Regions from separate parts of the Mus musculus genome. Here region 1 is linked to region 2. Evidence: chromatin loops called from intact Hi-C (ENCODE). Cell type or tissue: left cerebral cortex. All regions are shown on one strand.

Evidence for each region. A loop is a pair of places that touch in the nucleus more often than their neighbours do. Peaks named below come from ENCODE experiments on the same cell type or tissue, not always from the same donor. Only the 100,000 strongest peaks of a DNase experiment are listed, where the experiment ranks them.
Region 1: it touches region 2 in a loop (2.2-fold over the local background); 6 of 42 quality-filtered maps call a loop at or near these places.

What each region holds. Positions count from the first base shown.
Region 1 is chr13:51,334,131-51,342,130 of GRCm38, forward strand. The region is part of intron 2 of Gm46414 (a long non-coding RNA gene); the gene reads left to right. It also overlaps the pseudogene Gm6056. Among named protein-coding and RNA genes, the nearest start is that of S1pr3, 70 kb to the right of the region's middle. In left cerebral cortex, no CTCF peak of the experiment used is centred here; a DNase peak (open chromatin) is centred at 3,960.
Region 2 is chr13:51,397,573-51,405,572 of GRCm38, forward strand. All of the region lies in intron 1 of Gm32834 (a long non-coding RNA gene), which reads right to left. Among named protein-coding and RNA genes, the nearest start is that of S1pr3, 7.0 kb to the right of the region's middle. In left cerebral cortex, no CTCF peak of the experiment used is centred here; DNase peaks (open chromatin) are centred at 3,014, 3,375, 3,808, 7,179 and 1 more place; H3K4me3 peaks cover 967 bases; H3K27ac peaks cover 1,891 bases.

The DNA.
Region 1 (8,000 bases), 63 kb before region 2:
CTGAGAGCATGAGGAGCTGAATCAGAACCCACAAGATCCATGAAAAGAGCCATGCATGGCTGCATTGCCTGCAACCCAGGGGTTCTCAACCTGTGGGTCGCACCCGCAACCCCTTTGGGAGTTAAATGACTTGTTCGAAGGGTTGTTTAAGACCATCAGAAAACAGATATTCGCATGATGGCTCATAACAGTAGCAACATTACAGTTTTGAGGTGGCAATGAAGTAACTTTATGGTTGGGGGGTGGGGTCACTAACTGTAAAGGAACTAGACTAAAGGGTCACAGCGTTAGGAAGGTTGAGAGCCACTGCTATAACCCAAATACTATGAGGTAAAGACAAGTGGATCCTGAGAGCTCACTGGCCTGCCATGCAAAAACTCAAGCTTCCAGTTCCGTGACAAGCCCTGTCTTAGGGTGACAAGGCCATGCACAGGTGTGCTTCTATGGCTTCTGTATGCTCACACACTGTTGCACTCACTGCATGCTTCTTTACACACACATGTACATGTATGTTGAACAGTGGAAGACATGACAGATTTCTCTGGGTTTTTCTTCTCACTGAATGAAAATATGGAGGTTCCCTTGTTTAAAACATTTTAAAATCCTTAAGCTTTAACGTACAATCTTTCTGCAGTACTTTACTTCAGAAACTAAGGCGCTGTCTGCCCTCTCCAAATCAACCCTTCCTCAGGCCCACACGGTCATTCAGACACTCAGGCAATTTGTCTAAGTACCACATGAAACATTGCGTTAGTTTCCAAATCATCACGTCTCTAGCTTGTCTCCCTTCTCACCGGCTCTTCAAGTTAATCCTAATTAATGTTGGTTTTTCCCTTCCTTTGTGGGTGTTTGGCCCTAATCCCCAGGCCCAGGGAAATTGCCCGGGTTGTCTGATCTCACTTGAAGCTTTCAGAATGTGAATGGCAGCTTCTCCCTGTAGGTTTGGAGTTCTCAACATTTATGGTGGGAAATGGGGGATTGGGAGGGACAGAATTACCAGGGTCCGAAGGAAATAGCTTCCCTTGGAAAATTCCACACACCAAGGATGTTTCCAGTGCCTAACTGTTCTCCACACTCCACTTTGTCTGCCCCAAACTCTTCAACACCGAGCAACATCCCTGTGACATGCTCTTGAGGGACAGAGAGCCATTTACCAGCTCTGATCTGTTGACCCCTCCCATCAGAGCCCACGGCAGAACTGACCCACGTCTTCACAGAGGTCATGTGCCCCATTTATGAATCCCTGCGTTGACCCGCCTTTCCTGAGGGTTCTCATCACCTTACAGTACTGAATTCCCGAATTCTCAGTGTAATCTCGTATTTGAAACCTATGAGTATTATCTTTGGAAATAATGAAGACCACTGCTGGGCCATTTAAAACTCAAGAACCAGGGCCCAGAAAGATGTCTGGGCAGGTAAACATGGTTGGAATGAAAACCTGGGAAGTTGAAATTCAGTCCCTGGAAAGATGAAAGGAGGGAACGGAGTCCCCACGGTCATCCTCTGACTGGCGCATGTGCACTGTGGCATGTGAGCTCCCCAATAATAAATAGCATTTTTAAATGTGAAGAATGGAAATGACTGAAGTGTCTCACATTCTCTGCCATGTGCCAAGACGGGGTTAGGCTGGGAAGCATGGTAAGAAAAAAAACTGTTGCCGCCAACCTGCAGCCTGGTTTTACCCACAGAGTTAGGCATTGTGAAAATCAAGTCTTCATTTACGAGAAGGTGCCCACTCTGGTGTTGCTCATCATTTCCCCCATTTCCGTGGTGTGTGTGTGTGTGTGTGTGTGTGTGTGTGTTTGTGTGTACATACTTCAATGAGAGGTTATCTATTATTTCTATAAGTATAGATGGTGGTCAGTCATGTGTAGGAGAAAATAACCCCCTTACACATGGAAGGAAGAGGTGATATTCTAGCCAACACTGAATTCCTCTGCAGAAGTAATCAGAGAGAGAGCCAGGATGGTTCATTGGGTAAGAGCATTTGTTCCCCCGACGTCCAAGGACCTGAGTTCAAATCTGCAAGCTAAGAATAGCCACAGTTGTGCCTGGGACCCTCGTACTCTTCTGGGGGGAAGAAGAAACAGTAAGATGGCTAGGGCTTCTTAGCTGCCGACCGGGTTCCAAGCTCAGTGAACGAGTCTGTGAGTCTGTGAGGGAATGAGGCAGAGCGAGAGTAGGAAGCCCAGTGTCTTCCTTCAGCCTCTGTGGATCCATGTGCACACCCCCTCCCATATATACACATTCATGGAGGAATCATCAATGAGAAAGCCCAGTTATTGCCTGTCCGCTGATGGAAAGGGTTACCTGGGGTAGCAGCTGAGACTTATCCTAGCCAGGAATTTCCCTTACAGAAAACAAGATCAGGATGCATTTTAGATGCCAGACTGCTGCTTGGACAGACACAACTACCTGGAATCGCCCGTGCAATAGCACTTCCCAGAAAACCCACAGGGACTCACTTGAACCTCTTCTGAAGGCCATGGGTCCTGCCCTTCGGAATTCAGCTTTCTTTACAGTGACAGGGAAAAACAATCTTATTTTTAATTTTCCTAAATAAGTGGAGGCATGTCTCATCTTCCTCCACAGTCTGAGACTCTGGACCCCTCACCTTTTCATATTTCCTCGGATGACTTTGCTAGTGAACTTTGGAAGGAACGAGCCTAAGGATCTCTCCCACAAACCGTGGAGATTTCCCATGGAAAGCCAGTCCCCACTCAAGTGTATTTGGCTCCTGTATCTGTAAAGTATTTTTGCTTGTCTCTGAGGGAGCAAATGCACATCCAGGGCCCTGGGACCCACAGCTGCTGCAAGGAAGCCACAGCACATTTCACAAAGGCATCCTTCCTGCCCATGGTCCCCTGAGGAAGCAATTCTGAGACGCTGTTTCTTTTTCCCAGAAAGAAGAGCCCAGCCGTGCCTCAGCTAGGAAAGGCTGTCAGTTTTCTGCCTGTATGCCCCAGGACTCAGGACCACCATCCATCTCCCCAGGAACTACCAGCCTTCTAAGCACACAATGGGTTCCTTCCAACCACGCAGCATCTCTCTTCAGAGGAACTCAGGCAACTCGCATCCAATTTTGTTCCAAAATTCTGCAAAAAAAAAAAAAGTTTCACGTGTGGAGAAAATGTATGTAGATCTGTAACAGATCTTAAAAAAAACAAAAACAAAACAAAAAAAACAAAACCAAGCAAACCATGTTTTCAATTACCATGTATAATGTGTGGAATAATCACCACAATGTTGTCTTTGTGTAGAATAAATTTCTAAGAAATGGAGTTGAATTGCTGCTGGCTTACCAATTACAGTTCCGTGGAAAAGGTTATCCACACTCTCTCCAACAAACTCCTGATGGTTCCATAGGATTGGATGCAGTAGTTGTTTTGATTTGTGTTTTAATTAGTGGCACTGAGTCCTGTTTACCTATTGCCTCACTATTGTCTCCTCTGTGGAGTACTCATTCAAGGCCTCTGAAGGCCAGGCTTGGTCTTGGTCATCCATCTTTTTTCTTGATGTCTTGTGAGAATCCCTTTGTACTAAGGGCTTCCCTCTTTGACAAGTTTAACACCTCTAAGTTTTACTTTACAGCAGCCTGGCGTGTATCTATGGCCTTTTAAACTGCAGTAGACTTTTCTGTGAGGTCTAATGTGTCAGATTTGCTCCCATTGACACCTGGAGTTTATACCCTATTCGAAAAGGACTTTCATAATTTGGCAAGACCTATACAATTTACCTGTTGGGTTGGTAGCACCATTTTGGTTTAATGATTATATGCAATGCTATCATTTATGTGAAACTTATTTTGGAATAACAGCTAACAGGCATTTTGGATTTTTTTTTCAAATAACAAATTGTCTTCCAGCTCACAAGCATCCATTATTTTGAAACTGATAACTTTTTACATGGTGGGTGGACTCCAGCAGGAGCAGAGCTAGCCACACTTTCTACCAGCCTCCTCCTCATAGCACCGTTTCCTATGACGCCAACGTTGTACTGCTTTTAACAGGGACAGTCAGACTCACAGTCCCTATTTTTCATCCTTAATGTGTGTGTGTGTGTGTGTGTGTGTGTGTGCGCGCGCGCGCGCGCACGCGTGCATGCGCATGCCCCCACACAGGCACACGAGCATGCACTCACACACATGGGTGCATGCACCGGTGCCTGTGAATGTATGCAAAGGCCAGAGGTTGACGGCAGGTGTCTTCCTTAGTCAGCTTCCATCTTATGTTTTAGACAGTCTCCCATTGAATATGGAACTCACGGTTCAGCTAAGCTGACTGGCTGCTGAGCACCAGCCTCTGACTCACAGCAAGGATGCGCCACTATGCCTGGAGTTTTAATGGGTTCCAGGGCATTGAACTCAGATCCTCAGACTTGCAGAGCAAGCACTTTATCAGCTGAGCACCCCTGGCTGAGTTTCTAGGTTGTATTTACCACTAATTTCAGAATTGTGTTTAGATCTTTTCCAAGCACAGAGAGCTCATGTTTTCTGCTTGCTCAAGTTCCTTTCATAACCAGTTGTGCATTTTCTTGCTAATACCTAACCCTTGCTGAATCTGAACACTTAGGGACAGAGTGCCATCATGGGCCTCTTGGCAGAGGATGACATTCACGCTATTCATCTCTTTCTCTCGTGCCAGTGCGATTCCTTCTCACACCTGCTCACTCTGGCTTAGCATTCAGAACAACATCCAGAAATACAGGTGTGGGCATGCATTTCTCTAGACTGAAAAGTTTTCTCGGCTTTGCAGATGTTGCTGTCCCCTGTTGTTGCTTCCTGCAGCTGTGATCAACCCCACTGTGATTTTCGACATCATGGTCAAGCCCTTGGGCTGCACCTCCTTCAAGCTGTTTGCAGACAAAGTTCCAAAGGCAGCAGCAGAAAACTTCCATGCTCTGAGTTTGGGAGAGAAAGGGTTTGGCTAGAAGGGCTACTCCTAGCTGGAGAGACTACCCTTGTAGAGGTCATGAGTTCAATTCCCAGCCATCTGGAATGGGATCCAATGCCCTTGTCTGGTGTGTCTGAAGACAGCTATAGTGTACTCACATACACTGACTGCTCTTCCTGAGGTACTGAGTTCAATTCCCAGGAACTGCATGATGGCTCACAAACATTCATAATGAGATCTGATGCCCTTTTCTGATATGTCTGAAGACAACTAGAGTATACTCATATATAGAAAATAAATAAACAAATCTTTAAATAAATCTTAAAAACTGGGGTGTGGGGAGGGGCTACTCCTTTCACAGAATTGTTCCAGGGTGGTGACGTCACACGCCATAATAGCACTGGAGTCTTCTATGTGGAGAAATTTGAGGATGAGAAGGTCATCCTGAAGCATACAGGTTCTGGCATCCCATCCATGGCCAATGCTGGACCAAACACAAGCAGTTCCCAGGTCTTTTGTTGATGTTGGTGTTGGTGTTTTTTTTTTTAATCTTCATTGCCAAGATTGAGTGGCAGGATGACAAACATGTGGCCTCTAGGAAGGTAAAAGAAGGCATGAGCATCGTGCAAACTGTGGAATGGCAAGACCAGCAAGAAGATCACCATTTCTGACTGTGAAAAAACTCTAATTCTTTTGACTTGCAATCATACCCACCAGAACTTTAGTAGCTCAGAAGAGCACCCACAACCATACCCCAAGAGAGCCTGCCACCCCATCTGCTCACAATACTCTGTAATTTCTGCTCTCAATGAAATTCTTGGAGTTCCATATTTTCCTCATTCCCCTCCAAGCCAAGCTGGATTGCAGAGTCAAGTTTATGACAATGAATAGAAACTAAATAAGAAAAATAAAGTTTTCTTAATTATATTCTTATTTATTGTGTGTGTTGGGTAGGTCTAGGTGTGTGCACATGGTGCATCTTGTGTGTGGAGAACAACTTGAAGGAATCAGGTTTCTCCTTCCACTGTGTGTGTCCTCGGTATTGAGCTCAGGTCATAGGCTTAGTGACAACTGTCTTTACTAGCAGGGCCAATTTGTCATCCTTTTGCCTGACTGGAAGGGGGATGCTGTTGAGGTTTGGAATTTTGCTATGCTAAATACTGGTGGTTCCCAGAGACCTCACATAGACCCAGGTGATGCTATGTGACCTTGCCCCAAATTACCCCTGACTGGTGAATAAAGATGCTGACAGCCAATAGCTAGGCAGAAAAGACACTGGCAGGGTTTAGGACTCCCAGGCTTGGGGTCAGAGGAGGACCACAAGGTGGAGAGAAGAAGGTGGAGAGAAGAGAAAGACACCATGGGTTAGTAGTCAAGAAAATATGGCCCCGAGGACTGGACAGTTGGAGTTAAGAGCAGCCCAAATGAAACATAGTAATAACTTAGGGTTATCGATAGGAAATAGATTTTAATAGCATAGAGGGTAGATATATGCCAAGCATTAGTGCTCATAAAGGCTTATTATAAATATAAAGGTCATGCATGTCTTTTATCTGGGATCTGAATAATCAAACACAGGATAGAAGCCCCTGGCTGAGATTAAATATTTTCTACAATAGGATGCTTTGGTTTTCATGACCAAAGGCCACTAGGTTTTGACTTAGAAACTGTCTTATTTGGATTTAAATAACAATTATTTCTTTGAGTTGATATTTGGCTTAGGGTAAACCTCTTAGTTAAATGGGATCATAGACACTGCCACAATGGAAAAGTGACTTTAAGTCAGAGAAACTCACTAAGGTTGCAGACCTTATATAACCAAGGAATCAATGACCACGAAGACACCAGTCCTAAATATGTATGCATGAAATGAGATAATGATAAAGTACACAAAGAAAAAGAAACTCACCAAAGACTGGGAAGACTTGGAAAGAACTAAAAGGTAAAACAGAAAAGCTAAGGTATTAGAGACGTTAGTGGTTTTAACAATTAATATAAAAGCTGGATAGCAAGTCATCAAAGATGTGTGCGGACAAGCACCACCAGACCCCACCACTCTCAGCAGGATCTTGATGCGACATAAAACTGTCCTCCCAACCATGGAGAACTCTCTTTCTCCTCTAACACCCACAGAATGTGCTCTAAAGTAGATTCTATCCCAAGCAGCAAAATAGATTGTGATATGTTCTAAGATAGTAAACTGCTCCAGGGTGGGTTACCTGCCCACAGTGGGACTAAACCAAGTATCAAGCAATGGAGAGATTACAGGAGAAGCTTAACTCACCGGGACCTAGGCTAGACTTTATCAAAGTGGAAAAATTATCAGAAAGAAAATCAGTGAGACACAACTAAACAGGCACATAGTCAGGAGATTTCCAGGGCTAAGTGCAGTCATTAGGAAAAAGGACAAAGCTCATTCCTCACACACATAGAAAAGAGTTACCAAATAGATTCAGACCAAGCAGAAGGAAGCTAGTAGTGAATAGAAAGGATTAGAGGCACGGGAGAGTGGGGGCCAGCAGCAAGTCCAAGAGCTGAGACCTCTTTCGAGGTCAGCTGACATTTTTTTTTTAAGGTTTATTTTATGTATCCATGTTGGGGAATATGCATGTGAGTGCAGGTACCCATGGAAGCCAGAAGAGGGCATCAGATCCCTTGGATCTGGAGTTGCAAGCTGTCGTGAGCAGCCAGACTGGGTGCTGGGAGTTGATGTTCAGTCCTCTGCAAGAGCAGCAAGTGCTCTTAACTGCTGAGCCAGCTCTCTAGCCCAATTTGACAAAATTTCTCATAAGACTTATGGGGGAGGCTGTGAGACAATGTTTTTTAAAAAAATCCAAGTAGAGTTCAATGCTACCACTAACCACACATATAAAAATAATGAACTCAATGACTTACAAAAACAAAATAAAACCACTTTCTCTCTCTCTCTCTCTCTCTCTCTCTCTCTCTCTCTCTCTTTCTTTCTTTCTTTCTTTCTTTCTACTTCCAGTTTTTGATGGTTTCCTGGATAATTCTACTAGAGTTTCAAAAGAGAGTTAGTTAATATCACTTATATACAAGTTCATTGAGTAAACAGATATGGCAGGGACAGCGGCCAGTGCATTTCAT
Region 2 (8,000 bases):
ATCATTCATGGAATGGTTCCTCTACCGGAAATGTCTTAACTCTTTCCAGCTTGGGTTTTCTGTGTGATCAATCACTTAGAGGGCTTCGGATGGACATTCCCCGAGGTCTCCTGGGGTAAGCTTGATTCTAGCTCCCCTGGGCCGCCTGCCCTGGAGTGCAGTGGCTAGGTTGCCAAACATCAGAGGTATAGTTTTATATTTATTGGGTTTTTTTGGTTGGTTATGTTTTGTTTTGTTGTTTTTAGGAAACTGCCCTGTCATTTTCCAGAAAGTCTGTACCACTTCCCAGTCCCACTGGAGAAAGACAGGGTTTCCGCTCCTTCTACAACCACTGGCCAGGCAGTGTGCCTGTGAGCTGTCGTCACAGATCACTGGGGCTTTATTTGCACGTCTCCCATGACCAGTCATGAATCTGTTTCCATCCATGTGACCCCTCTGCATTTCCTGCCCACATTTGATTTGAATCTTCTCGATTTTTTTTAATGAGTTCTTTATATATCCTAGATATGAGTTCCTCATTAGATTTGTGGTTTGCAAATATTTCTGTCAGGCTGAAGCTCAGCTGTCGATCCTCCCAAGCAGGTCTTTTTCTGCTGAGCAAACATTTCCATTTTGACGAAGTTTGGTGCATTGATATTTCTTTTAGAGATCCTGTCATACCTGGTCACTCTGTTACCTGTCCTATGGCATCTCACAAGTGCTCTAAAGCTTTATGCTGTACCTAAATCTTTGGCCTGCTTTGTGTTAGCTTTTGTAGGAGATGTAAGGTTTAGGTCAAAGTACATTTCTTGGGCCAAGGCTGTAGTTCAACTGGTACAGTGCTTGCACCTTGCATGCATGAGGCCCTCAATTTAATCTCCAGTGGCATACACTCAAGTGCATACACATACACACACATACACAGAGGATATGGTGACACTTTCCTGAAATCTCAGCATTCTGGCGGCAGGAGCATCAGAGATTCCAGGTTGTTTACATAGTGAGTTTGAAACCAGTCTGGGCTACATGAGACTTTGTCTTGGAAAACAAAAATAAACAAGAACATTGTGTCTTCTTTATGAGGGGAGTTACGTGGCATCTGTTCCTGCCATATTTGTGTGATTTGGAGGTAAAGATAGCCCTGTCTTCCTTAAGTAGCACCCCTGTCTCTTCCTCTTTCTGTTTTATGGAATTACTATGAGTCACTTGGTATAATATTTTAGATGAAACACTCCAGAGATTGAAATTACCCTTTTAATTTTTTTTGAAGGTTTGTGAATTATTAGTTCCATTTCCTTGATAGTTTTAAGGGTGTCTCGTGTACTTATTTCCTGTTAGGAGAGAGGTGGCAGCCTGGTAGCCTTCACTTCTGTATACATTGGGTCATCTCAGCGAGGCTGTAGGAGGTTGCACCACTGCCCAGGAGTCCCTCCTCCCCAGCTCTGATTTCTCAGCTGATGACTATTCATATTTTACTGATGCTTCTCGCTTTCATAATTTCTGCTGTCTTTATTGGACTGTTTTTTGGTTTATTGTCTCTGCTGTCATTCTTTTTTTTGGCTGTTCTTGAAGTGGCAATTTAGAAGACTAAACTTGTTTGAGATTTTTCCCCTCATGTTTTCCTCAGTGTCTTGAAAGGGTTATTATTGTTTTTAAATAAATCCATACATGATTTCTAGTCAACTAGCCTTGAAGGGAACCTTTTGCACATGTGTCTGTATAAAGTTGTAGAGTTTCCATGACTCTTTAACTGCCCAGGTACCAAACTCTGTATTCAGGATGACAGAGGATGCTGACCCACAGAGCTTAAAGTCTTTCTGTGTCAGTCAAGAAGGATGGAGAGGAAGGATGCCGGTGTTATCCTCACTGCAGTAGAGCAACCTGACCTACCACCACCCTCAGGGCAAGGACCACTCAAAGGGATCCCGTGGCTTCCATCTAGAATCTTCTAATCCAGCTAATGCTGGCTCAGAGCTCAGAGACATAGGAAATGTCAAGGTCAAAGGTCTGCCAAGGGTCTGTCCCCCTTTTCCCTTCATCTCTGCACTCCAGGGGAACCAGTTGCTGTCCTTATTGCTGTGGCAAAAAGTGACTTAAGGAAAGAAGGAGTTAGCCCATCATTGCAGAGAAAGCAGGAAGGCAGAGGCATGAGAAAGCTGGTCCCACTGTGCCTAGAGCCCGGAAGTGGGGGGAAGCTGGTCCCCGGAAGTAGGGAGGCATGGGTGCTGGTGCTCAGTTCCCCTCTCCTTTTTATTCATTCTAGAGCCCCAGCCCATGGGGTGGCACTCCCCACATTCAGAGATGGTTTCCCCACTTCAAGTAGCCCAGTTTAGAAAATCCCTCACAGACACATCGGAAGGTGGGTCTAAATCCAGTCAACTTGATGACCTTAATCACCACACCAGGTGTTGGTCATCCATGGAGAATGGTCAGCCCACCTCTTCCGAAGATACCACAATTTCCCAGTGTAATCAAAATAGATCCAGGAGACTGCAACCGGACTAGGAAGGAGTCCTAACAAGGGCCAAGGTGAAGCCATAGCTGGGTTTCTCCCCAGCTGTGCAACCTTGGCAAAATCAAGGACTCTCTGTCTCCTGTCTTAGTCTGAAGCTAACCTCCTAGGGCTGTTCTGAAAGAGCAGTCTCTCTCTCTCTCTCTCTCTCTCTCTCTCTCTCTCTCTCTCTCTCTCTCTCTGTGTGTGTGTGTGTGTGTGTGTGTGTGTGAACTCATTGTAAAGAAGGCCCTGCCCACACCCGCAAGAGGCTGGCCTTGGTTGCTGCTGGCTCCTCTTGCATCATCAAACCCTCTGTCCTTCAGTTTGTCATCCACCGCTGCCTTTGATGTTTGGAAGAAGGAGGAAATCGACAACTGCTTCTCAATTCATCTCCACCCTCCGCGTCCCACCACCACCCTTAACCAAACCATTTGGTGACGGAGAAGAAGCAAGCTTATTCCAGAACATTGCAGACACTTGTTCAGAAGCCCAAGGGCACAGTGGGAGCGCGCACCAAACTAGTTCCAGCAGGAGGCAGGCAGGTTTGCTCCTGACCAACCAATCCACCTTCAGTTGCTCAGTGCCCGGCACACTACCGGGCATTTCTGTTGAATGACGCAGTTTACCTCCTCTGGGAACTGTCTGGAAATGAAGCGCCCCGCGTCAGGCAGCTCCCACCATGATTTCCCAGGCGTGGCATCCACAAAGACACTTTGAGAGGAGTAATTTGACAGAGAGCCCCCCGCCCCCAGGTTGCTGAAGTGTGGTGCTCTGACTGGCTGTGATATTCACATGCAAGCTCTGCAGACACTTTCCTAGCCAAAACGAAGTTGTTGTGTGTGTATGGGGTGGGGGTGGGGTGGAGGTGGGAATCCAGGCCACCCACACCCAAAGCAGGGTCTTCCAGTTAGCGTCATTGGAAACACGCGCATGCGCGCAAGCCCCGGCTAAGTTTTCGGTTCTCTGTCTGCTGCCAACCTGCTTCTGAAAGTCTGAAGGCTCTGTTCCAGCTGAAAGCCCCACTCCCTGGGTCAGAGAAGTTAACGATTCCCCCCACCCCACACCCCACCCCACCCCGCCCCCGCAAAGTCCTAAGGTTACTTTACAGTCATCACAGCTAGACTCCCGGTATCCCTGGGATGCCATGGCCTGGATGCTGCCTCTTTTGAGCTAATGCCCCAGGGTGCTGTTTGGTGAGCAAAGTTTAAATTCCCATTTGCACTTGAGCCTTTCACGTGTTAAATAGCTGGTTCTGAGTAGGATCTCTGGGTAGGAGCTGTCCGCAGCCGAACAAGCAGGGCGGAAGCGAGATCATGGTCATGTGACAGTATGCCAACTCTTCCATTTATCATCCGTGTGTGGCTCTTTTGAGTTCCTCTTTCTGTGCCTTGTTTTCTCACTTGCAAATCACTGTGATACCTATGTCCCCCACAAAAGGGTGTCTGAAGCAATCCAAGCTGCCCCCAAAACCCCAGCTCATGGGGAGGGGGAGGCAAGTGTTCCTTCTCTGCCCCCAGCGAATCTGAATCTTTCTCCTAGTGTGTTTATGCTTAAAAGGGCTATAGTTTCCTGGTCTTGGGATTCTATCTAGAAAGCACTTCCTGAACTAACAACTTGAAGCATTTCTCCCATGATGCCAACCAAATATATTTTAAAATGTTCAATACCTATAGTTACCAGAGAAATGAAAAACAAAATGGCAAGATTCCATCCCACCCCAGTCTCCGTGGTTATCATCAAAAAATAAATAAAAAGTAGAGACGGCTCAGTTGGTAAAGTACTTGCCCATGCAAGCCTAAGGAACTAAGTCAATGGCTAGAAACCACTCAGAAAGCCTGGTGTGAGGGTGACCCCAGTGCAGACCCCAGTGCTGGGGAAGGGAGCACAGATGGGGTCCTGGGGCTCACTGGCCTGCCCCGCCTAGCTGACTCTCCAAAACCTGGGTGAAATGATATCAAGAACTCAAAAATAAGGTGGAGAGAGGATGAGAAAGACCTGAGGTTGTGGAAACAGCAGCACATACCTGTACACCTGCATGCAGGCCCACACAACACACAGGAAGGAGGGAGAGGGAGGGAGAAAAGGGGGAGAGGGAGGAGGGGAGGGGGAAGGAGAGGGAGAGAGAAAAGGGGGAGAGGGAGAAAGAGGGAGGAGGGGAAGGAGAAGGAGAGAGAAAGGAAGAGAGAGAGGGGGAGAGGGAGGAGGAAGAGGGGGAAGGAGAAGGAGAGAGAAAATGAGGAGAGGGAGGGAGGAGGGGGAGAGGTAGAAGGAGGCAAATTCAGGAGATGACTCAATCTGCAACGTGCTTTGAATTCAAATCCTCACACCTACATTTATTTATTTATTTATTTGTTTGTTTGTTTGTTTGTTTTTGTTTTTTCGAGACCGGGTTTCTCTGTATATCCCTGGCTGTCCTGGAACTCAGTTTGTAGACCAGGCTGGCCTCGAACTCAGAAATCCGCCTGCCTCTGCCTCCTGAGTGCTGGGATTAAAGGCGAGCGTCACCACACCCGGCTACTTTTTTTTTTTTTTTAAATTGCAACCTGAGGCAGCTAAAACTCTTCACTGGTCAGCTATCTTAGCCCAGTGCATGAGGTGATAGGTTAAGTGAGAGTCTCTGCCTGTGTGTGTCTCTGCCCGTGCATGCACACACACACACACACACACACACACACGCGCGCAAGTGCTACAGCCCCTGGGCCCTGTGAGCTCCTTAACCATATGTTCTTTGTCAGATTTGCAGTACCATGCTTGTGTGTCCTCTTGTGGAACAGGTTTAAAATCAAAGCAGGAAGTGTTTGGTTATCCCCAAAACAGACATGTCATGAGCCTATCTTTCCCATGCTAGGCATTATTACGGTTCATAGGGTTCATAGCAAAGTATGACAACACAGAGAGACAGAGACAGAGACAGAGACAGAGAGACAGAGAGAGAGGGGGAGACAAAGAGAGAGGGAGAGGGCACCCTACACCCTGTACACTGCACCCTGCATACTAGAACCTTCCAGTACTAAGAGAGCCAGGTAGCAGGAAGAAAGCTTTGTGATCAGTGCCCAACTTGATTCTTCCATGTCTGTGACAGCCAGTGTTTGTGGTGTCTTAAGCAATAGGTTTTTACCATCAAGTTCTTGTGGGCAGATAGGCAACCAAGAGCAAGCCTATATTATGTTGGGAGTCTCAGAGATACTTCTAACCCAATGAACCACAGGGTTATTTGGCAACCAATGGTTTCTAATGAGCGTAATCTCCCCTGTGTTGGATAACTCCAGCTAGACTCTTTTATATGGATATGTACATAACTATATACATACACATATGTGGGGGGCTTAGGAAATAGGTCTCCATATGACTTTTTTTTTTTTTAAACATCCTTAGAGTTAGAGTCATCCTCCCTTCCACCACCTTATCTGCCTGGCTCTTCCAAACCTTTCCCATTTAACCCTTCTCCCTAGTGTTCCCTTTTCTAGTTGCCCTCTGAGTTTGTATTTTTCTATCCATAGGCCAGCACAGCTCTCAGGCCTCATCTTAAGATGTTTCTTCGTGCCATGGATGGTGATTAACAAATAAATCTACAACCTGTCAAAATTCGGAGGGTAAGTGTCTGTGGAGTGTTCAGCTGCAAACCTGTGAGACACCTGGACCACACCCTCCCAAGGCTCAGTGCCCATCCAGAAAGAAGGGGTGAAAAGACAGTAAGATCCCAAGGTGTCTCGGACCAGGACAGGACCCATGAATGTTCACACTGTCTTTGGCTGCCTGCACAAAACAACTTAACATTCTAGGGAGGAGTGAGAAGGGATCCCTAAGTCCCGCCCCTAACTGAGGAGCTATTGGCAGTTGGTGGCTTCTGAAGGAGGAAGAGTCGGTTTTGTTAAAGCTGTGGCTCCTGGTAGGTCAACCAGATTCTGGTGGTTAGCTCCACATCTAGAAGTCTGTGGACAGCACAACTTAGGGTGAATGGATTATTAAATATTTTTAAAAGAGAACATGAAATTGGGGGGGGAGGTAAGGAGGTGGGGGATGGATCTGAGAAGAGTGGAGAGGGTGAATATGGCCAAAATATATAAATTTCCTCAAAGAACTAATAAAAATATCTTAAAATCCATAAATAAGATAGTGAGTGATTGAGGAAGATACCTAGTAGTGTCTACATGCATAAGGACACATGTTCACACATTTTTCACAACCCCACTTCACACACACACACACACACACACACACACACACACCCCACAAAATTAACATAAATGAATCAATAAATGCAAGTGGGAAAAATGGGGTCTGGCCATTTGAATAAGTATGGCCCCTGTGGGTTCCTATCTTTAAATGCTTTAGTCCCCAGGGAGTGGCACTACTTGAAAGGATTAGAAGGACTTGGGGGAGGGGTGGCCTTGTTGGAAGCAGGGCATCATGGGAGATAGGCTTTGAGGTTTCAAAAGCCCATGCCAAGCCCGGTGTCTTCCTCTCTGCCTGCAGATCAGGATGCAGCTTCCAGGGACTTCTCCAAGGACATGCCTGCTGCCATGCTCCCTGCCATGGTGACAATGAACTAAACCTCTGGAACTGTAGGCCAGCCCTCAGTTAAAGGCTTGCCTTCATAAGGGTTGGTCATGAGGTTTCTCTGCAGCAACAAAACAGTGACTAAGACCGGGAGGAAAAAGGAATTCTTAGACATTTTTGGTAGGAATATAAAGAAGTACAGATGCTACGAAAGAAAGAAAAAAAAAAGAACTAAAAATAGATCCAGCCTATGAGTCAACTGTCCTACTTCTGGGACTGTAACTAAAGAGGTCCTTGCATGGCATCACACACAGTGACAAAGACAGCTCAGGTCCCCGTCGCAGGCCAATGCTCTGACCATGGCTTCCCTTTCTCTTTTCTCTGTCTCTTGAGTGCTGGGATTGCCACTGTGCATGGCCATATTCAGTTTATACTGTGCTGGAAATGGAACCTAGGGCCTCGTGCACACTAGGCAAGCACTCGACCCACTGGGCCACATGCCCAGCTCTGCCTTGTCCTTTAGATCAGCATAAGGCCATGGAGGCACAGCTGCAGGCTGACTGGGTGCTGGAGGGGAGAACACGGCACAGTAAAAGACACGGGAAAGTTCCATCATATTCTACAATGCAAAGGCCAAGTCCAAACAGCTCTGCCCACATGCCGCCGGCACACAGCTGCGAGCTGTCACTGTAGGATAAAGACCTCAAGTTTGGGTTTCTCTACTATGAAGCTAACATGGGTGCATTTAAAACAACTCAATTATGAGAGACGGAATAGAATGAGAAGGCTGCTGTCCACACCAACAATAGCCTCATACTCTCACACGTATCACAAACACCACACACATAAACACACATCACACACCTTACCACACACTATACCCATATCACACATAAACACATGCATACACATACATCACACTACATACACATACTCACACGTCACTACAGATAACACCATGCAAACGTGTACGTTACACACCGCACACATCACAAACATACACATACAACACCATACAAGCACACTG